2 separate regions of the Homo sapiens genome follow, and region 1 is linked to region 2. Evidence: chromatin contacts called from ENCODE Hi-C or POLR2A ChIA-PET data. All regions are on one chromosome and are shown on one strand. Each heading gives the region's core, a stretch centred on a gene start or an enhancer-like site at or near the end of the contact. The rest is flanking DNA. Distances are from core to core; before and after follow the strand shown. Region 1 overlaps PLCL2 (phospholipase C like 2). Region 2 has its middle 44 kb from the start of OXNAD1.

Region 1 (4,061 bases), core at 1,306-3,805, 710 kb after region 2:
GATTTTAATTGCCTTCAGGTTTAATTAAGAAAGCATACTCTGAGGAATCCATTTCCCCAGTAGAAAATAGTACTTTTTAAAGGGAAGAACAAGATGCTTTGTCTGGGAGGATATTATTTGCTCTCTCTGAGTGTTTTTATTTAAGTTGCTGAGTAGTCTCTTCTAACACATGACTTTAAATATTTCTTAAATAAAACAAGGTTATTTAAATAAAATATGTGAAATGAAGGTTTTTTTCCTTACACAGAAATGTTGGCAGTTGACATGCAGCATCATGAACATTCTGGGTTAAGTTGTTGGTATGGTGTCATATACTTTTTCTTGTTACTTCTTAATTCAGTGAAGAGATAAATCACACTTCATAATTAATGGAGTCTGCTGGTTTGGACCAAGCCAGAGATGATCTGTAATAAGGTTACTATTGATCCCCATCTCCTTTGTGGCTTCTTTTATCACTCTCCTGCCTCAGTCATTAAAAGCTTCTTTTAATTAGAGTTGTCGACACTACCAACTTTTATAACTGTAGAAAAAAGACCAGATGGAATATTGTGCTTTGGGATAAGAATAAGCTAAAAATGAATGAAAGAAGGAAGGGAGGGTGGAAGGGAGTTTTGGGAAAGGTAGATGCATCCTACAGAGTGATGATTTGAAACCCAAAGGCTGTTGTTTAATCTGATGACTGGAGAGGTCCAGCCAATGTTTCCAAAATCAGTTTCTCTGAAATCATCAAAACCATTGATGAGCCATTTTGTAATGGTTCAAGTTACCAAGCCAGTGGAAGTGAAAATAAATGTTTAAACGATACAGTGTGCTGGTAACATCACATGTATTATCAGATGAGAAGTACCAGGCCACCACACAGTGATCGGGAGCTGGGAGATTGAGAAACCTTTGGGAGATTGTGCTTCAAGCATGTAAGTGGTGGTAATTGTAAGATTTTCCTTCTGATCCAGTTTTCTAGCTTAACATGTCTCCACAGAAACCACTGAGGAACACATATTCTTAAAGTATTCTTACACACACACACACACACACACACACACACACACACCCCAGATACTAAGCAAGGAACAGTTGAGGAAAGAGTAGCACTTTAGGGGATGGCAGTCTGCTTGAAAGAGACTTAATCACATAGCATCACAGAGCAGCTTTTATCCATTAAGTTGGATATCCATCTCTAAACTCTCTGGGAGGATGACTTTAATAGATTTCAACATGTTGTCAGATGATGTCCTCAGACAAGAAATGATAAATGCTATTAAGCAAGCTACTATGTCATCTGACATACTAACAGTCTGATTTAAAATTGCAAAGTAAGCAAGGAAACAAGAGCTGGGGTGCCATCCAGCCCTATTGGTGAATGAGAAATGGGACCCGGCTGTTAGCATCACTTCAGTTCCTGGGTAGATTTCATTTGAGCCATCACCACCTAGAGAACTGTTAGGGGGCAGTGGTTTAGGGCCATGTATTTGATAGGGTCTCCATGGTTTTACTTTTCTGTTTAGAGCATTTTTATTGTTTTTTAAAGGGGCAAAGGCAGATTGCTAATTTTTCAAACACTTTAGTTCCCTGAATCTGGTAGAAAATATGAATATATCTGAAACCCAAAGCTCAAGAAAAGTTAGGGAACTTCTTTGTAAACCTATGCTTTACGCAAAAGAATACTACTACATTTTTTATAAAACTAAGATATTCGAAGTACTGTAGTCTTTTTTCTTCCTATGCAAAAGTAGAGGAGTTACTTCCTATGTTCCCATCAAATTCCACATCGAATATTGGATTTTGCTCCTGTATAATTTCTTCAAGGCTTATTTTTGATACTTTTTCGATAGTTTCTCTGTGTTTCTGCAGTGGCTGAAGGTGCCTCCTAAGTTCTTTGCTAAGTTCTTCTCTCTGTCAAGGACCCTTACAGGAAATTTAAAAAAAAGAAAGAAAGAAAGAAAAGGATTTTATGTATCTTTAAAATTCTGTTAGTGCTCTGGAGATAATATACACAGTTCTTTTGGTCAACTGGCAGTTTCCAAAGCTGCGAGGAAGCACTTAGCTTCCTTATCCCCATTTATTCAGTAAACTTTTTGTCATTACTAGACTTTGAATAAATAAACTTTAATTGAGTGGAGGAGGCAATGCTGGCTGACTTCTCATTTCTGTGGCCCTAATTCTAGTTGAGCCTTTAATCACCTTATGCTGTATGGCAGAGTTTGAGTTCAAGCTTCATACTCATCCCAGGTGAAAAAGAAAATGTAACTTTCTTACCTCTCTTATGAGGGAGGTAGATGTCCCTGGATTTTAATTCTGTTGGTAAACTTCATCTATTGCATTCATTACGTTATTCGTTTTGGACTGTAAATGCTAAGCTCTTTAGGTAAAATGCTCAGTCTCTCTGACTTTCTCTCTTTCCCCCTCTTCCTTCACAAAGTGGCCAGTGGTTGCTTGGAGAGGGTGTGGTTGCAAACCCTTCTTTTTGTGTTCTTGGCAAAGAATGTCTAAACATCTAAAGCCACCATCCTCTCCTCCACTTTCTATTCACCTCGAGGTGGGTACATAGTGGGGGGATTTCCCAGCTCCAACATGAGTCACTCAATACTGCAAGAGGCGTTATTTCCTCCTCTCTGTTCTCTCGTCAAGAAAGCTGCAAGAGCCAGCTCCTTTCCTCCTGCCTCAGAGCTGCAATTCCCTTGGCTCAACCTTTGTATTTGGAAGGAAGTCTCCTCCACCTTAGGGGATAACACTCTGTGATCTACGGGTTGTTTCCCCATGATATGGTTTGGCTGTGTCCCCACCCAAATCTCAACTTGAATTGTATCTCCCAGAATTCCCCCGTGTTGTGGGAGGGACCCAGGGGGAGGTAGTTGAATCATGGGGGCCAGTCTTTCCTGTGCTATTCTTGTGATAGTGAATAAGTCTCATGAAACCTGATGGGTTTATCAGGGATTTCCACTTTGCTTCTTTCTTATTCTCTCTTGCCACCACCATGTAAGAAATGCCTTTCACCTTCTGCCATGATTGTGAGACCTCCCCAGCCATGTGGAACTGTAAGTCATATTAATCCTCCTTTTATTCCCAGTCTCGGGTATGTCTTTATCAGCAGCATGAAAACAGACTAATACACTCGATATGTTGAAATAATTTAGAACATAGTTTGATAAATCCTGATTTTCAAGTCTATCATTTTGGTGGGAACCTGAGCAAAAATCTAATTTGACCTTTAAAACTGACAAATGTCTCTGTGTTCATAAGATAGTTGCTCCTCATCCAAGCTCTGAAACTTGTCCTTTGAATAGGTGGAAAGCTCCAGGGAAAACATGATTCATTAACTATGGCAGCATCTGTGAAAAGAAATAACTTATTGACACCATCCCCATCACACTTGTGAGACTGTTGAAGCCACCCAGCCTGCAGCCTTTCCCTCTCTGCTGCAGTTCATCCTCTGGTTTGCCTTAAAGACATTCTTCCTGAAATATCTCCCAGAGAAAGGCCTAGGTATTTCTGGGAGGGTCCAAGAGGTAGAGTTAGAAGTATGATGTGATAACTTTAAGAACTAAGCCAGCTGGAAGGATTATATTGTGATCATCAAGAACAGTGGAGCCAAATTGCTCTGTTACCTTGACTATTTTTGTTAGGTGAATAACATTTTTTCGTAGAGCATCCTGGAAAAGTGGCATCCCTTTGGTGTGTTGAGATTGATGAAGAATTTGAGTTAAGCCTAATAATTGCCAAGAGAGAGAAAAAGGAGGGTGAAGTGTGAGAGGAATATCTTTAAGAACATACACTTCATGTCTATTTTCTTCTAGCAATTGAATCTTTCCAGCATCAAGATTTTTTATTTACTGTTGAAACGTGCATCAAACACTACTGGCAATAGTATAAAGCCCTTTTTAAAAAAAGTTTTTATAGCATCTAGGATCTGTGCAGTATCTTAAATTGTGTAATTATTTTTGTAGTATGCACAGAATAGTATTGTCTCTACATTCAGTTTTGTGGATTGTGATTGTCCTCTTTGTGGAAATTCAAACAGAAAAGCAATGATCAAAGAAACAAAGAGCTTAATTGGCTTTCCA
Region 2 (3,936 bases), core at 1,437-3,936:
TGTGATTGTTCCATATAGAACTTTCCCTCATCAGCTTTGATTCCCCTGAAATGAGTCTGTAAAGAAATGGCAGTATTGATGCTTGATTTCTTTCATTTATCAGTTAGCATACTATGAGTTGGTGCCTTAGCAACCTTTAGACGACCAGTGAGATTATTTAAAGTATCATTATGAACTCATGGCTTTTTATACATTTGATTGTTTTCATCCATTACAGTCAATTTTTTGATGTTCAGCTTGTTTTAGGTCGCCCCTGCTGTGTCAGTGGTTCACACTCAATCATGATGGTTGATGAGGTTCGGGGCTCTTAACGTGCAAAAAGTTCTCTAATAAACAGGTAGGAGGAAAAGGAGATGAGTGTGGTGTTAAGAAGCCTCATGAAGAAAGTGTTTCATAGAGGATGGATTGGCTAGCTGTGTCATGCTGCTAATAGGACAGGAAAGATGAGGTCTGATGAGTGATCATTGAGTGGCTATTGATTTGGCAACTGGTCCAGTCATTGGTGATCTTGATAAGACGGATGGTGGGAGTGAAAACAGTGAAATAGGTTTAGGAGTAATTGAGAGGAAATCAATTATAATGAATATAGATAATAGTTTTAAAGAAATTTACTATAAAGAGAAGAAAAAAGATGGAATGGTAGCTGGAAAGGGAAGTGGGGTCAAGAGAACATTTATTGTTCTCATTGGGTTGTTTTATTTTTTAAACTTTTTGTTTTGAAGTAATTTTAGATTTACAGAAGAGTTGCAAAGACAAGACAGGGTTCCTCTATATCCTTCATCCAGCTTTCCCAAATGTTTAACGTAGTTGTGGTATATTTATCAAAACTAGGGAATGAACAGTACAGCTAAATTGGTACAGTACTATTAAAGCACAGTTTGTTCTGTTTTTTTAAGAGGAGTGAAATAACAGCCTGATTGTATGAAAAACCATGGAAGAGTAATTCAGTGGGACTCAGTTAGGGAAGTGACACCTTCTTCTAGAGGATGATGTCATTTATTGAGCATCTGCTATGTGCGGTCACTGAGCTAGACATTGAAGATAGGAACGTATAAGACAAAGGTTATCTTAGGAGCAAGTTAAATACTTTGGGAAACTATTTTTTTGTAAGTCTAAGTGATAAAGGTATCTTCTGGAAATAACTGAGTAACACATTGAGAACATTTCGACAAAATTGAAAGTGGAAATGCTCTGGGGCAACATATTTTTTTGCACCTATCACTGTTTGAAAGAGAAGCTATAGCAAATGGATGACTGGGTGAGTCACTGGAATGATGGATCTTAGGGGCCCAGGGGTAGCAGAGTGGGAAAGGCTGCACCCATGCTCTGGAGGGTAGGAGGATTGTTATATGGGACTCACAGCACAAACACGTGTGGATGCAGTGATTGTCAAATGATCCAAGGGCATGTCTTGTTGCTCCTATTTTTTTTTTCCTGTCTGAATGGAAAACAGCAATTTCCTCCATTCCTGGTTATTGCAGATGATCTGATAATTTAACCTGAGAGCCGTTATTTCATCTTATTTTATTTTAAAACTCAAAAGAAGTATACTGTTCTCATCTTAAACAGTGAGATGTCTGGTCTTTAATATTACTCTTTCTTAACATACAATAAGCTAGCAGTGTGGTGATGACATGTAGATACCTCCTAATGTGCCATAAAATCAAGGCATGCATTTTAAAATGTTTCGTGCCCAGAAATCCAAACTTTTATAGTTGTTGAGCAGCCATCTTCATATGGTCTGTTCTGAATTCTTAAAACCTGCAGGAGCTCATCAGCCTAACCTGGCCCCTTCCAGCTCATCCCCATGTCCTATTTTGCTATATTTGAGCATAACAAGATTTTATCTCTTCCTTTTTAAAAATTAATTACCTAATAAATATGACCAAAAATTGTTAAATAATTTTTTAATTACCTAATAAATGTGACCACAAATATTAAATAAAATTATATAGATTAAAATGCTGACGTTCTCTTCTCCCCCATCCTATTCCCTTGCCTAGAAGGAACTTCTGTATAAAAAACTTGCTGGGTATCCTTTTAGAAATTTTATGGTATATTAATCTTGTATACATATACAACTGTGGGTACCTATACAACTATGTCTCTCTTTCTTTTAATACACTTCAAATTCTTGCTATATACCATAATATACTTAACCATATCTCCATGATGGACATTTAAATTGTTTGGAGTTTTTGGCTATTACAAGCAATATTGCAGTAAACCTGTTTGTATAATTTTTCTGCACATACTCCTGTAGAATTACTAGAAGTGCCATTTCTGAATAAAAAATTGACTAGTATTACCAAGTTACCCTATAAAATGCCTAATCAGTTTATATTCTAACAGGGTATGAAAGTGCCCATTTCTAGCCAACATTAGATACCCTCAGTCTCATACTTAAGTATTTTTTTTCCCCTAATCAGTTAGATGAAAGGTGATTTTTTTAACTAACAATTTTCTGATTGAATTTTCTGATTGTTCCGTAGGCCTGTCTGTCTTTTCCCCTAATCAGTTAGATGAAAGGTGATTTTTTTAACTAACAATTTTCTGATTGAATTTTCTGATTGTTCCGTAGGCCTGTCTGTCTTAGAGACTATAGAAGCCCAGAGAGAAGAAACAAAAAATGAGGCAGATTGGTTGGCTGTGTGGGATGGTGGGAGGAACATGACACCAGGCTTCAAGAGACCTAAATCATGCCCATTCTACAACTTGTTTCCTGTGTGACTCATTCCACCTCTCTCTGAAACCTGCTTTCCTTATCTGTCGCTGTGGGTAGGACTATGCAATTTAAAATTGCTTTCAGCTTTACCTTTCTATAATTTCATGATAGAAAAATGGGCCTTAGAGATCAAGGTTGACTGTACTGAGAGATGTCTAAGGAGTATCTTAACTCTCTTCAAATATTTGATTGATTCTTGGGATGACTATTGTTTGTATCTCTGGGGTTGACAGAATAAGAAGACATTGTCTTGGACTGAAGCAAGGGAAAAGTTTGGTTTGATACAGGGGACTTTTGGACTATACTGCTGATTAAATTCTGGAGTCAGGGCTCAAGAGAAATAGTGGAATTACCGTTAGTAAGAAATAAAACTGACATTTGCCCATTGGGGCTTAAGGTGTACTTGACTGAGACAGGGACTGGATTGATAGTTCCCCAGGTTCATAAAAAGGAAGTGTTTTAGACAGTTATTAACTTACGCATTTTGTGGACCTAGAAACTGGTAAGTTTGCTAGTTGTTCTTTCTTCTAAGTTGATTCTCTTGTTTTTTTTTCATTGAACAATCAACAAGATAGGAGGTACCCAGGACTGAAGGTTCATGAAATCAGAGGTCCATTATAGGAAGCATTTTAATGCTCACCCTAATAAGTGAAATATATTTCTTACTATCTTTAAGCCTTTATATTATTTAGAGGCCACAGAAAAATCCAAATCCAAACTGAACTTAATGACTAGTGAGCAACACATTTAAATACACAAGTTTTACCACATTAAAGGATGAAAAGCCAGTCAGCAACATGGGATCATGTTTTAAAACTGTCTCTGGATGAATGAATATCTCTACTCTTTCTTCAAGACCCAGTCCCTACAGTTGACAACCAGGGTGGTTCTCCACCAATTCCTGGCTCAGGGCTTTGCTGGAATTGCCAACATTACCATTAGAAATCATTTGGGGCTGGGCGCGGTGACTCACGCCTGTAATCTCAGCACTTTGGGAGGCCAAGGTGGGCAAATCACCTGAGGTCGGGAGTTCAAGACCAGCCTGACCAACATGGAGAAACACTGTCTTTACTAATAATGTAAAAATTAGCCGGGCGTGGTGGTGCATGCCTGTAATCCCAGCTACTCGGCAGGCTGAGGCAAGAGAATTGCTTGAACCTGGGAGGTGGAGGTTGTGGTGAGCCGAAATTGTGCCATTGCACTCCAGCCTG

Evidence for each region. A loop is a pair of places that touch in the nucleus more often than their neighbours do. ChIA-PET counts read pairs that join two places held with the same protein, here RNA polymerase II (POLR2A). Pooled maps may share reads with other maps.
Region 1: a loop to region 2 is called in a pooled map, with 6 times the contacts of the local background. The contact joins two enhancer-like sites. A Hi-C loop is called at or near these places in 1 of 168 maps with a recorded cell type or tissue (PC-9) and 11 of 50 pooled maps. POLR2A ChIA-PET finds 5 or more read pairs at or near these places in 1 of 52 experiments (activated naive CD8-positive, alpha-beta T cell).

Annotation. Positions count from the first base shown.
Region 1 is chr3:17,020,581-17,024,641 of GRCh38, forward strand. The region is part of intron 3 of PLCL2 (phospholipase C like 2); the gene reads left to right. Among named protein-coding and RNA genes, the nearest start is that of PLCL2-AS1, 32 kb to the right of the region's middle. RefSeq lists enhancers at 2,450-2,669, 2,740-2,819. Within about 2 kb of position 2,556, at least 3 of the 41 ENCODE cell types and tissues checked have a DNase peak (open chromatin) inside an H3K27ac peak, as active enhancers do.
Region 2 is chr3:16,307,030-16,310,965 of GRCh38, forward strand. It overlaps a transcript of OXNAD1 not described here. Among named protein-coding and RNA genes, the nearest start is that of OXNAD1, 44 kb to the left of the region's middle. Within about 2 kb of position 2,687, at least 4 of the 41 ENCODE cell types and tissues checked have a DNase peak (open chromatin) inside an H3K27ac peak, as active enhancers do.